Linked DNA regions of Homo sapiens: region 2 is linked to region 1. A link is an interaction called in ENCODE POLR2A ChIA-PET data of the cell type or tissue named here. Cell type or tissue: Caco-2. All regions are shown on one strand. Links, peaks and the distances in the headings refer to the core of each region. The heading gives the core; the rest is flanking DNA.

The links. Peaks named below come from ENCODE experiments on the same cell type or tissue, not always from the same donor. Only the 100,000 strongest peaks of a DNase experiment are listed, where the experiment ranks them.
Region 2: POLR2A ChIA-PET joins it to region 1 with 5 read pairs; 1 of 35 experiments calls an interaction of 5 or more read pairs at or near these places.

The regions. Positions count from the first base shown.
Region 1 is chr15:78,052,965-78,060,178 of GRCh38, forward strand. TBC1D2B (TBC1 domain family member 2B) reads right to left here. Exons shown (of 13, transcript NM_144572.2): 2 at 1,070-1,223. Among named protein-coding and RNA genes, the nearest start is that of TBC1D2B, 21 kb to the right of the region's middle. RefSeq lists an enhancer at 3,921-4,040. In Caco-2, for the core only: no CTCF peak of the experiment used is centred there; a DNase peak (open chromatin) is centred at 3,517.
Region 2 is chr15:78,393,944-78,401,511 of GRCh38, forward strand. No RefSeq gene overlaps it. Among named protein-coding and RNA genes, the nearest start is that of IREB2, 40 kb to the right of the region's middle. RefSeq lists an enhancer at 1,634-2,134. In Caco-2, for the core only: no CTCF peak of the experiment used is centred there; a DNase peak (open chromatin) is centred at 3,168.

The sequences.
Region 1 (7,214 bases), core at 503-5,502:
CTCAAAAACTCTCACAGAAAACATATTAATAGGTACAAAGCATATATAGTAATTTATCACTGATAAGAGGGTTAACCTGCTGAAAAATACTGGGACAAGTAAAAACAAGACTGACAAATTTGGAGACGAAAAATTCATCTAAGAATGCCTTTGTTTCTGGAGTAAATCAGCCACACGTGCCAACACCATCCTTGGTGGGACAGGCAACTCGGATGCAGCCCTGTGTTCTGCTGAGCAGAGGGTCCCACGGGTTTTAGGAAGTGAAGAAATCTCTTTATGAAACTGTTAGAACTAGTCCTTACTGTTGTCTACTCCTTTTAATGTACGCTCCGTGTGTCTTCCAAAAATACTAATACAATGGCCTGGGCTTTTTAGACCTTACTTCAGAGCTCAGGAGGCTGTTTTGTTTGTTTGTTTGTTTTTCTGGATGTGTTATTTTCCCTGTATGAAGAGTGGGGGCCAAAAAACAGTCCCATCTCCACAGTCTTTGCAATGGGGTAGGATGGGCAGCAAATAATTGTTGTTCTGTTCTTTCTAGAGGTTATCTCCATGCTGCAAATGGCCAGGGATTACCCTGAGTTACAGAAATGCCATGAATCCAGGATAGAATGAAATCAATGTTTGAAGGTTAAAGTCTTCCTAAGAAACACTAGAGAATTACAAGTGGAATGATCTGAGAATACCTTCCTAGTGTATACAAACACCTGTCAATCTTGGCAAGTCTGCCCAAGCATGACTATCTAGGCATGAGTGCTTCATCATTAGGTGTAGTAGAAAGGCTGGCCCTGCAGTCAGAACTAGACTTACAGCACCACAACTTACCACATGCTGACCTTAGTCGTATCTTCCATATGCTTGGCACTGGCCTTGCCTGATTCCAAGGCTGTCACTGGGCTTGCATAAGCTTTGTACATGGAGGCGCTGGGTAACTGTGGAATGCTGTCCACTCATAAGGTAGCATCATTATTATTTTCTTTCTAAATTCATTTTCATTCACTGCTAAGTTCATATGTGGTATCGAATGGCTTACACAAAGAACTGACCCAGCTCCCCTTTATTTCTGCCTTACCAGTGTTATCTCTGGCTACAAGACCCTTAGGAAAATCCCCGGGAGTTGGAGAGGTCCTGCTGTCCCACTTGACCATGTCAAGACTGTTACAATATTCCCATCTCTTCTGCTGAAGCTCCTGTAACCAGTAAGTCATGAGTTGACGATTGGGAGCCTAGAAAGAGGGAGGGGAAAAACATGTTATGGCCACCAGTAATATGAAGAGCTTAAAAAATATTATGTCTCATGAGTAGACTGTTCAGCTTGCCATGTGAGAGTTAAGATGAACAGATCAAGGAAACTTCAGTTACAAGATTAGTAGCTTTTGCTCATGATGAGTTGGTCAAGCAAATAGCAATTGTAACATGAAGAACTGAACCCAATTAACAAGAAGTCTTTTTAAATTCTGAAATTAAAGAATAATGCAGTATAACATTTTCCTCAAAACCGTTTAGGAAGATGTGATAATACTGCTGCTCTTTTACTCTGAGCAACTACAAATTCCATCTTCAAAAATAAAATCTGACATAGGTATGAAAGACGGCCTTGCCAAATCACATCAAATAATGATATTTAAACTCCATCAGCATCTGAGAGTATACAAAGAAAACTGCAGATTAAAAACGAGCTGGCACTCCTATTAAAATGGCTAATATTTCAAAAAGTTGACAATGCCAAGTGCTGACAAGGGTGCAGGGCAGCTAGTACTTTCATAAGCTGCAGGTGGAATGCAACATGGTGCAGCTACTTTAGAAAACAGTTTAGCAATTCCTTATAAAGTTAAACATACACTTACCAAGTAACCTGGCAAGCCCATCCCTACATATCCACCCAAGAGGAATGAAAACATATTCACACAAAGACCTGTATGTGAATGTTTATAGAGGTTTTATTCATAATTGCCAAAAAAAATGAGAACTTTGTCTGGAGAAAGGATTAAAAAAAACTGGTACATCTATACAATAATATACTATTTAGCAATAAAAAGGAGCACACTATTGATTCCTACTACATGGATAAATATTAAATGCATATTGCCAAGTGAAAGAAGCCTGACCCAAATGGTTATATACTGTATGATGCCACTTATGTAACACCCTGAGAAGGCAAAATTGTCAGGACAGAAAACAAATATGTGGTTGCCAGGGCTTGGCAGGGAGGGGAGCAGCTGACTACAAAGCGGCAGCACAAGAATTTGTGGGTGACAGAACTGCTATGTATCATGGTTCTGGGTAAAGTCATGATTCTACACATTTGTCCAAAATCACAGAATTATATACACAAAGAGTGAATATCATTAAAAAAAAAATCAACCAAGATGGGGGAGAGGACCCAGAACAATGAACCTAAATATAAATAAACTAGACTGCAGGTATGGGTCAAGGTCTCCAGGCTGCCCCCAGCAAAGGAGTCCCAAGAAGAAGGAAAGCTGCCATGACACGATTATGGGAACTTCATCAACACTGGCATCCAGTGACATGTGCAGACATCAGACACAGTGGTTGCCAAGATCAGAGGCAGTGAAGAAAATGGCTCTGCAGGCCTGACAGCAAGAGATAGCCCTAGACCAAACTACTACTACCTCCAAGCAAAGGATAACCTGTGGGTGCTGTGACCACAACCTGGGTCTTTTTAGTGATACTTGCACACCTGGCCCCAGTTAAAGAAAAGGATCTTTGGGTATTTTCATTACAGGATCTTTGGGTATTTTACAGAAAGTTCTTCCAACTATACCAGCCAAGTTGCCATTTCATCCATTCATTTAACCAACATTTGCTGAGCACCTATCAGGTACCCAGACCTGGGGCCTGGCCTAGTGAGAAAGACAGGAAAAAACAACCAGTAGTTTCCATGTTGCATTAAGTGCTATGACAGAAAGCAGAGCAGGCGACGCGGGGCTGGCGTGACTGGAGAGCACTGGGGAAGGACACATAGCCAAAGAGGGGAGGTGCAGCAAAGGACAAGGTACTCAAAGTTCAGGACACCTGCCATAGGCAGGTTCAAAAGCTTCAAAGTATAGGTTTAATGTCTATCTTCTCCAAGAAACAAACTCCAAGTTGTCTCCATTTCTCTAGCATCTAGCTCAGTGTCAGGCACATAGTAGGTCAGTATTTACTGAATACATATATGAAGGAATAAGTGAATGAATGAATAATCAGAAAATGATACAGGAGAACTTGGTCTTAAAGGGGAAGCAGGCAGTGGCCAGAGGAAAAGAGATTCCAGGGAGAGAGAGAAGTGTCTACAAAAGAACAAAGGTCAGAGAGCAGGAGTGAGGTGAGGTCAGTGAGTGGCAAGGACCTGGCCCTGAAGGGACTTGTGTGCCTTCCTAAAGAGATGGAATGGGGAACTTAGCAGGGCACTGACATTATTAGACAAAGGTACTGCTGGTGAAAATGGTGGTGAGGGAAAGGCAGGTGCACAGTTTGCATAGGAGGAGATTAGTTCAGGCCAGAGGCCGTGAGCCCACTTGGGAGATCCATGAATTGCAGCCTGGAGTTTGGGAGGCAGGCTGGTTGCAGTGCAGACACAGGAGCTCAGCCTGGCCCTGGGGCGGGGCAAAGAGCACACAAGCATTTCCACAGGAAGGGAGAGAAGAGTCACTAGGCAAGTCAGGAACTGAGAGACACAACCAGAGCCAAATTCAGAGCCCAAAGCCCACCCAGTCCTCCTCTTTTTTTTTTTTTTTTTTTTTTTTTTTTTTTGCAGATGAGGGGACAGAGGCCCAGAAAGGGAAGTGACTTGTCTAGGTCATACAGGGAGTCAATACTGTGAGCCCAGTCTGCCAAACCCCCAACCCTTAGAGGCAAGTGTGTGTTTGGGTGGGGGAATGTGCGTGTGTGGTCCTCCCACCAGCTCCCTGACTACCTGGCCCCTCCATCCCCATGCCACAGGTGAGCTAAGCACCCTGGGAGCCTTCTGCTCCAGCCAGGGAGGTGCCCAGACACTTCCTCTTGTTCAGCCTGCATATGCAGCTGTGTTTCTATTTATGCTCGGGAGCCACAGGCTGCTAGAGAAGCTGGCACATACTCACTAGGGCATATCTGAACCAACCTCTCCAGCTGCCTCTGACAATGCAGGCACCATGAAAAATCTGCTTTTTACAAGAAATCCTTTTCACTTTAAATCTTTGAGTATTAAATGTAACTGGGAAACAATCAGTAACCTCTGAGTCATCTCTCACTAAATTCCTGAGGCAAAACTTTTAGATCACATGCTTTCAATGACTGATATTTTATCATATTGTAGAAATTTGGTCAATAAGATGGGCAAAATCTGGTTAACAAGTCAGTTAATCAAGACACTGATTAACTGGGTTTGTTTCCTTTCAAAAAAAAAACCTAAACAGGCTGCTATGGCGGCTCACACCTGTAATCTCAGCACTTTGGGAGGCCGAGGCAGGCGGATCACCTGAGGTCAGGAGTTCGAGACCAGCCTAGCCAACATGGTGAAACCCCGTCTCTACTAAAAGTATTTTTAAAAATTAGCCAGGCGTGGTGGTGGGTGCCCGTAATCCCAGCTACTTGGGAGGCTGAGGCAGGAGAACTGCTTGAACCCAGGAAACGGAGGTTGCAGTGAGCCGACACGGTGCCACTGCACTCCAGCCTGGGCGACAGTGAGACTCTGTCTCAAAGAAAAAAAAAAATCTAGAGATCACTAGAAGACTTTTGACTTCAATCCCCAATTAGCTAGTAAAAGGCTGGGGGCCAGACTGTCTGAAATGGCTCTGGGGCATGTGCTTTGACAGAAAAGCCCCAAAGGGCCTTTTCTGAAGACAGCTGAAACCCAAAGACAGAAACACACACAGGTTCTAAGACTGAGCACCACTAAAAGTACAACACAGCAAAATCAGCAGAAATCCAAAAAGCCTCTGCGTTTTTTATCTGGTATCTTTTAGCAAAGGACTAAATGGAGATTCGGCTCAGGCCTAATTAAATGTATAATCACAAACCAGCCTCTTTATCGCCCCAGTCCCAGGAAATTGGTTCAGATCTGCCCTGTACCAACACAGTAGCCCTAGCCAGACGTGACTACTGAGCACATGAGAGATGGCCAGTGCCACATAAAATCTTTTGGATACACTGAATAAATACGATAGTATTAAAATTAATTTTACTGGTTTAATGTGGCTCATTGAAAATTTAAAAGTATATTATGTGGCTCACATCTTATCTTTACTGAACAGTGCTGGTCTACACTACAATGGCAAATATATTCCATTTTGAGAGCCAAGGTTGGTGGGAGATCTGGCTTGGCAGGAAACAGTACCTCAGGATTATAACATAAGCCAAGGGCATGGGGTCCACGGGGGTGTGGGGCAGCCAACACCATTGCCCTTCTACAGCACTTTACAACTCAAGATAACTTCTCTCTTTAAACAGGCGCCTCCATATCTCCAACCACCCCATGGTCCATTAATGTCCAAGGAGAGGCCAACATTCTTTAGGAACCCAGGCATCTGCTGGTCTGGCCCCAGCTATAGTGCCTTTATTCAGTGCTCCAAAAGTGGGGCGAGTAGGACCTTTGAGTGATCTGGCTGCACAGACAACGCCTTGCTAGGTCTATCACCAGGAGTTCCCTCCGCTGAGCCTCAGCTCAGCTGGTGACAATGAGCCAGTCAGCGCAGAAGCTAACGGCCAGGACCACACAGCATTCACCAAAGACACGCCCGCCGGAGGAGTGAGGACCGGGAAGGATCACCATCTGCCCCCCACCCCTCAGAATGACCAAAATGCTGTGGTCCCAAGTTCTGGAGAGCCAGACAGGCATTCCACTCATGCTAGAAGAAACAGTGACAAGGCAGAGCTCCACAGATCAGCAGAGAATTGGGAGCCGATGCCAGGCAAGCACCCAGCAAGAAGCCAGGTGCTGGTGTGTGCTGTCTGATGCCTTACCTAGGCCAGCTCCTGAGTCTCCCCTAACACCCGTCTCTCCAGCTCCTTCCTCCTCACCCTTCAAGGTCCAATGCAAAGGCCACCTCTTCAGAGCAGGTTTCCCTGACCTGGGTGTGCATTTTGTCTCCCCTAACACCAGTCTCCTCAGCTCCTTCCTACTCACCCTTCAAGATCCAATGCAAAGGCCACCTCTTCAGAGCAGGTTTCCCTGATCTGGGTGTACATTTTGTCTCCATTCTCTGAATAGGGAGCTCAGAGAATCTTGTAGCCCAGGTAACCCTCCCATGGAGGTGAGGGCACTCCCTGTGTGTTCCTCACTAACCCAAGTTCCTTAAAGGCAGAGACCAGACCTGCTGGTCTCAATACGATCCAAGATGTCTTGCACAGTGTCCTGAATATAAACACTCAAATATCTGACTCATCCTCTCATGTTCAATTGTTGCTACTTCCTCAATACTGCTGAAATCCCAGGTCAAATATGGCACCAATCCCAATATGAGACCAAGCTGAACATCTTGGAAAGCCATTGTAGTTGTCTCCTACATGGCTGCATGAACGTCCTGGGTGAGGGAGAGGGGCAGACAAGGATTGGGTGGGCACAATTCTACAGGACAGCCATCTGCTGCCTTTGGGGGCCAAGACATGAGGCACCAGCTCGGAGAATAAAAGCAAGCCATCCACATTCTGCTTGAGGTGGGAATGCAGTCCTTGACAGCTGGCTGAGAAGTACCATGTGATGCCCCAGCTGCTCCCACAAGCTGCTGTCCCCAGGTCTCCAGTAGCTCAAAACCCAGAAGCCCACTCTTGTGTGAGACAGGCCCTGGCCACCTGTTCCTCCTCTTGGGCCCCAGAGACTCCCCTCAGCCTCCCACCAGCTCTCAACTTGATGCTTAGACAAGTCCCACAATAAAGTTGTTTGATTACAAGTTAACTGATTTCAATACACGTATATTATGGGCCCACTCTCAGCAGGAAGTACATGATTGTGAGGACAGGGGCTGGAGTAGCAACCCAGCAGCATCTACAGGGAGTCGGGCCTCATCATCTCCACTAAACAACAAGTTTATCTAAGCTTTTATTCCCTTTAGTAAACAATGTCCACCTATCAAAATTTACCACATTTTAGAAGCTATACTAATGTTCACATTCTTTGACCCACAATTCTATTCCTGGGAATGTAGCTAAAGTAGTCCAAAAGAGGAAAAAGGGACAACACCATGTACATAAAGTGTTCATTTGCTTAACAAATGTTTATTAAGAGCCTAACTTGG
Region 2 (7,568 bases), core at 1,115-6,114, 340 kb after region 1:
GCAGTAAAGCCCAGAGAGTTTAAGTGACTTGGCCAAGACCATACAGCTATTCAGTAGAGGAGGATAATCTCTCCTGCTTAATTTCTAACGAACTTGTTCCCTGAGCACATCTTGCTTTTTCCAGCCCTTCCATGGGTTTTCTTACACATTGCCGTTATCTATAAGTACCTGCAATTCTCTCCTTTCCATCTCTAGTTGAAGGGATTCTATCCTCATTCTTACAGGCACAGCTACTCCAGGAAGCCGCCTTGGGTTCCCCAGTTGGGAGTGATCTTTGCCTCCTACACACTCCCAGTTCACTTTTTCTGCCTTATAAAGGCACTTAAAAGAGTCTGCCTCATATCTAGTTGTTTGTGTGCTAGGCTTGGTGCAACCCCAGGTTAAGGGCTACATTTTCCCAACTCAATATCCCCTGTTTGCACTAGCCCCAAGAAGGGAGTGGACATATATAATCAGAATCTCTTCAGCCTCAGTCCTCCCTCTTCCCTCAAAAAACATCCATTTATACCTGAGAGCTAAGAGACAAAGCAGGGCTCAATGACAGATTATTGACCCAATACATAAAAGAATAAATGGAGGCTGGGCCTGGTGGCTCACGCCTGTAATCCCAGTACTTTGGGAGACCAAAGTAGGCTGATCACTTGAGGTCAGAAGTTCGAGCCAGCCTGGCCAACATGATGAAACCTCATCTCCACTGAAAATACAGAAATTAGCTGGGCATAGTGGTGCACGCCTGAAGTCCCAGCTCCTCGGGAGGCTGAGACACAAGAATTGCTTGAACTCGAAAGGTGGAGGTTGCAGTGAGCCAAGATTGCATCACTGCACTCCAGCCTGGGTGACAGAGTGAGGTTCTGTCTCAAAAAAAAAAAAAAAAAAAAAAAAGAATAAATGGAGAGATGACTACCTCCTACCTGTCTCTACATTAATAAATGAAGAGCTGACTACCTCCTACCTGTCTCTACATTATTCATTCCTAAAGGGCAGGGTTAGTATGTGATACTTCTTTGAAGCTTCCCATAGTACCTGTTCTGGGTTGTAGGAGGTGTTCAGTCCCTCTTTATGGAAGGCATTAAGGAAGGAATGGTACAACAAGATGTCTAGATTCATTTCAAGTTTAATTCTGATAACGCGAACAAGTAGGAAAATAGTTGTTCCCTGAGAGCCCCGCCTTTTGCCCCACAGCCCCCACCCCAGTGAGAGGGTTAGGTCCAGGACAAATGCTCCGCCTCTGAGCCCAAGTGAGGCTGGCAGACCCACAGCAGGGACACCAGAGGATGAGACCGCGGCTCTAAAGGAGACTCCACCAGGGCCAACATTAACAAGGGGAAGATGGGAGGGGCAGTATGCAAACAGACCTTCTTGAGCCTCAGTCCTCCCACCTCCCTCCAAACAGTTCTAAACAATTCAAGCACCCGCTGACAGCTGAGATGGGAGAGGCAAACCCTGGATGGGGCTTCCAGCTTGGATTTCACATAATGAGGCTTTGGAATCCGGGAAGCGATTACAAGCCCACTGGGGAGGGACCACCTACAGGTTTTGGAACCTTTCACTGCTCTACCACATGTGGCTCAACATGTCCGACTCACCAGGAAGCAGCTCTTGGATGAGAAAGAGGAAAAACACAGACACCATAACAGCACGGTTTAGAAGTCAAGGGCTTAGGAATTCCGCGATGGAGACGGGATCACGGAAGCGTGGCCTAGGGTTGGAGGAACTATGTCCTTGTTTTCAGCATTCACCAAGAGCAGGGATTGAGGAGGGTCCAGAACCTACCCTAGCAACCCCACATGGTCACACAAGTCCCAGCCACCAGCCAGCATGTGTTTATTCAATTTTTTTTTCACTGACAAAAATTGTCAAAAATTGGACATGTTTATTGATTTTATTAGTAGCTATTTTCAAATCGTGGAGCTGGAAAGAACTTGGGTTTTACAACTGAGTGGTCTCATTTACAGATGACACCACCAAGGCAGAGAGAGGGAAGGTGGGTTCCCTGGGATCACACAGGCTGGGAGGGGTGCTCAACCAGGCCTAGGTTTCAGGTCCTCTCCCTGGTACCATCTGTTAGTCCACTCTGCTATTCTCACTCAAGTTAGAGCCAGGAAGGAACCAAACCAGCCTAGAATCCCATCCACTCATTTCTTTCTTTCTTTTCTTTTTCTTTTTTTTTGAGACAGAGTCTCACCCTGTTGCCCAGGCTAGAGCACAGTGGCGGGATCTCAGCTCAATGCAACCTCTGCCTCCCAGGTTCAAGCAGTTCTCCTGCTTCAGCCTCCTGAGTAGCTGGGACTGCAGGCATGCACCACCACACCTGGCTAATTTTTGCATTTTTAGTGGAGATGGGGTTTCGTCATGTTGGCCAGCCTGGTCTCGAACTCCCGACCTCAAGTGATCCACCTGCCTTGGCCCCTCAAACTGCTGGAATTACAGGTGTGAACTACTGTGCCCGGCCCAAATCACTCATTTATTGTCTGAAGAGCTGAGCCGTGTGAAGCCCAGCCCCTTGGAGGGTGCTGGGGTTGGATGGGGGTAACCAGTAAGACCCCTGCGTACTGGACACTGTGCTGGGTGCTTCACCACATCCTCTCACTTTCTCCCTGGACTGTCCCTAGGAGTGAGGTGATGGGGACTGTGTTCCTTATTTTACAGATGAGGCAACTGTGGCTCAGAGAGGTTAAATCACTTGCCCAGGGTCACACAGCTAGAAAGTGATGGAGTTGTGATTCAAACCCAGGCCAGTCTGATACCAAGCCTTTGGCCTTCCCGTGTGCTAGACTCCGGGAGGACGACCTAGAATAGTTGAAGCAAGAGCTGTCATATAGGTGAGAAAGAACTTTGGGAGCTATAGCAAGGAAGAGAAAGGAAATTGCATCTTTGAGGCCAAAGATTATTAGTCACAGAGGTATGGCTACCAGGCCCTCGAGCTGTCACTTACTTGCCACAAGCAGGGCCCTGAAAAGCCTGTTTTTTTCTGCTCTGACTTCAAACACAGATTCTCCAAGCAAGAAAGGCTAGCTTGTGAGACCAAGTTTCACAGAGATGGAGCTTGCAGGGAAAGGTCAGAGGAATTGTCCCCGGGTTCCTCAGAGGAGGCAGACGAGTTCGGAGTAGTTAGCAATAAACATATCAGCCCCGGCCCCTAGAGGGCACTGGCCAGAGGGAGCCTCAAGGGAGCAAGCAGGGCTGGGGCATGGAAGCCAGCCAGAGTCCAGCCTAGCTTTGGGCCGGGCCCAGAAACCAGTTCTGTTAAACAAAGCATTACACAACCATCTCATTAACTGCATCAATCCAGAAGGTCAAACTAACTCACTCCAGCGTCTGCGGGGCTCTGTTGGGGTGGGTGGGAGAGGACAGCCTCCTGAATTCCAGGCACTTGGGTCCACGTTGGTTTAATTAGCTCCATGATGTCCGCTTCCCTTGGGCACAGCCTTGCATGCCAGGGCCCTGACAGCTGCCTGGTGCCCCTAGAGGAGCCAGAAAAAGAGGGGGGTGCCTAGGGCAGGAGTGAACCCCTCACCCAGGCCAGCCAGGGCAGGAAGTCTGGGGTTGGCAGAGCAGTGATACAAAGACCAAGGCTGGAGATACCATGTTAGGGCTCAGGCTGAAAGGACCCGGAGAAGCTGTGGGTGAGAAAATGAGGCTGGCAAGTTTGCAGAGTGTGAAGCAAGCCAGGGCAACAGGTTCAAGACAGAGGCCAAAAGGAACACAAAGGTGTCATTGGCCAAGTTGGGGCATTGTCAGTTATAGATATGACAGACTGGAGGTACTCAGCAGGACTGAACTGTGGCAAGTGGTCAGGACTAGAGAACTCGAAGAAAGTCACAGAACTCAAGGAATAATAATAAAGGTAATGGAAAGGTCGGGAAACTAAAACAATTGTTCTCAAAGTGTAGTCCCTAGAGTAGCGGCATTAGTATCACCTGAGAACTTCTTAGAAATGCAAAATATTGGAATCTACCCTAGGCCTTCAAAATCAGACTGGGAAAGGCCCAGCAATCTGTGTTTTAATAAGACCTGAGGGTCATTCTGATGCAGGATGAAGCTTGAGAACCACTAGGCTACTCAGTGTGGTTGGTCCATGGACCAGCACCATCAGATGAAATGGCGCTGAGAGTTTGTTACAAATGCAGACTCTCAGGCCTGGCCCCAGACCTACTGAGTCTGCAGTTTAACAGGATCCCTGGGGCATCCCACGTACCTTTTAATTTGACAAGAGCTACACCTGAGCTCCACTGACCTGGGATTCTTTGGTCTGGGTGTGAATGAGTCTGTGTCTAAGTCCAGGGACAAATAGACACAGATGGCAATGGGGAAGTAGGCCACCCAGTTCCAGGCATAGGCAAAGGCTGTCCTCAGCTCTTCACGAATTTAGACTGCTGCCAGAAAATGTCACCAAGAAAAATAATGGCTTCACTGAGCCTGCAAATGTGCTCAACCTAGACATTGTGCAGAAAGCAGATTGCAAAGGCAACAAGACCAACAGCCCGACAGTGCTATTCGTATTCCATGGGAGACAGCTGGAGCCCCTGAGATGCAGGCGGGCTCCCAACCCTCTGTGATTGTGATGTGGAGATGATTTAAGAAGAAGCAGCCGAGGGTGGCTGTAAGCAAGTGACGCTCCTGAGAAGACAAAGCTGCAGAGATAGGAGGCTGGACCTGTCACCGCTGCCCAGAATGACCCAGGATTCTCATTCTTTCCAGGGAAACCAGTGGGCAACATTGACGACTGACAGGAGGGGACCTTGCCTCCAAGGCTCCAAGGCCGGATAAGAATGGCTTTACCTTCCTGACTCCAGAAAGAACCGCCCTTTTTCCCCACCTCCCTGATGGCTTCCTGGTGCTTGTGATTCTACCAGACTAGCTTTTCCTTTCCCCCTAATAATAGCTGCTAATTAATATTTAGCGAGGGTTTACCAAGCGCCGGGCTCTGAGCTAAGTACCTTGTATGTACTTTTTTCATTTAATCCTCTCAACAGTTCTACTAGGAAGGTACTACTATTTTCAGTATTTACTAATATTTGGGTATTTCTTAATTACTAAAAACATTTCTCATTCTACAGATGAAAATTGAGAGTAGAAGTTGGTCAGTAGCTTTCCGAAGTCAGCTAGATAGAAAGAAGGCATTGAAGTCTATGGCCATACCACCCTGAATGCGCCCAATCTCGTCTGAAAGAAGGCATTGAAGCAGAGCTCAGACATCCCAACCCCAGACTCTCCACCAAACCATTGTCTTTGTTCCTCATAGTGTGGTCCTTAGACCAGCAGTCGTAGAGTTATTTGGGAGCTTGTGATGCAAGAATCTCAGGCCCTGCCCAGACTTGCAAAATCAGACTCAGCATTTTAAACACAATCCCCCAGAGTTGGTATGCACATTACAGTTTGAGAAACGTGCCTGGTTATAAGAGCTTCCTTCCCTCGCAAGACGCAAATCCGTCTTGCATGAGGAACACAGCCGATACCAGACAGAGATACTTCAACAGGAATGAGTTTCAGCTCTTCTCTGGGAAGCAGGATGTTAGGAACCCAGCGGGGCCACCAGGCTGTTGAGGGACACGAGGAAGTGGAAGGGATGGCCTTTGTAATTGCCATCATCAGAAACGGGTTGGCCTAGAAATCTGTATCCCAAGGTGAAGCAATGTCTTTTTTTCTGCATGCTTTTTTCCTGCATGTTGCAGAGTTGGGAGAACAGACTGCCTGTGTAGACCCCAGTGAGAAACAGCTGCAAAGAGGCATTTCTGGGTTTTACTTCCCCTGGGCCTCTGCATCCTCACCTAGGTGGGTGAGAGCAGTGAATCTACCTGCTTACCTCACAGGTGTGCCTTGAGCACTGTCAAGAGTGGGAAAGGCTTTGCAAAGTTCAGAGCAGGATCCAGGTCTAGGGTGCAATCCTTATTGCTAGGTGGGTCAGTCATTTGATCTCCCTTTTGCCCAGCAAAGCCACTTCATAAAACCCCTTGCTGGAAGGCCAGATCCAGGTCCCTCTGCTTCCATGCATGCCTGCCTGCCTGCCTCCCACTGCCACTCCCCTGCTGCTCCACATGCTAGCCTGGGTGCATTCAGGGGCCCACTGTCTTGTTTTCTGATGCCAGTGCTAGAAAAGTTCTGCTCTTTCTAAAGGAACATGGTACTTTCAAGGCCTTTGAGAACCATGCCGTATGTCATTCATGGTCACTGAATCACAGACAGGATTCCAAATGGGCCTGAGAGATCAGAGTCTTGTCTGCACGCAGTGGCTCATGCCTATAATCTCAAGCACTTTGGGAGGCTGAAGCAGGAGGATCACTGGAGGCCAGGAGTTCAAGACCCACAACACAGCGAGACCCCATCTGTACAAATAATAATAATAATAATTTTTAAAAAAGAGTTCGGCCTCAGGATATAAGTCCCAGCTCTTCTGTTTATTAGCCATGTGATCCTGGGTGAGTTTCTTAACCTCCCTGCAACTCAGTTTTCTCATTTGCAATGTGGGGATAATAACAGTCCCTAATTTTCAGGATTACTGGAAATACTGAATAAAAAACTAAATAAATACTAATTTATTAAACACTTAGTGCCTGCATTTAGTTGACACTCCAGATTGATAGCTATTACTAAACCATATTTGAGGCTGGGCGTGGTGGCTCATGCCTGTAATCCTAGCACCTTGGGAGGCTGAGGCAGGCAGATCACCTGAGGTCAGGAGTTTGAGACCAGCCTGGCCAACATGGAGAAACCCCATCTTTACTAAAAATACAAAAATTAGCCAGGTATGGTGGCATGTGCCTGTAGTCCCAGCTACTCAGAAGGCTGAGGCAGGAGAATCACTTGAACCCAGGAGGTGGAGGTTGCAGTGAGCCAAGATCCCGCCACTGCACTCCAGCCTGGGTGACAGAGTGAGACTCCATCTCAAAAAAAAAAAAAAAAAAAAACCATATTTGAAAGATTCTAAGATACAGCCATTGTGAGACACAGCCCTGATTTCAGAGATGTTAAAATGGTATAATTCACCCAATAGCAAAAGGGTTCCAAAGCCAAAGATGTTAGGGAGACACCTTTTCTGCAAGATGTTTCAGAGCTTTTAAATGCTGCGTTTCAATGTGAGCTCATGGTAGTTACCGCATTCGGTAAGAACTCAGACTGAGTAGACAACGGAACCCCTTTTCTATGAAATAGCTTGGGAGTTCTGTGACATTGGCTTGGGGAGTGCTAATCTAGTCCAATGCTCTAATTTCATAGATGGGGAAACTGAGGCCAGAGAGAGGAGGAGACTTCCTGAAGTTACTTAGGTGGTTAAGTGGTGAAGACTAGGCTACTGAAGAGCCAAACTGGAGCTCCCTCCACTAAACCGCCTTTCCTCCCAACTAACCTGTTACCTACGACACTTGATAGTTTCCTTCTTTTTTTTTTTTTTTTTTTTTTTTTGAGACAGAATTTAGCTCTTGTTGCCCAGGCTGGAGTGCAATGATGTGATCTCAGCTCACCGCAACCTCCGCCTCCCAGGTTCAAGTGATTCTCCTGCCTTAGCCTCCCGAGTAGCTGGGATTACAGGCAAGCACCACCATGCCCAGATAATTTTGTATTTTTAGTAG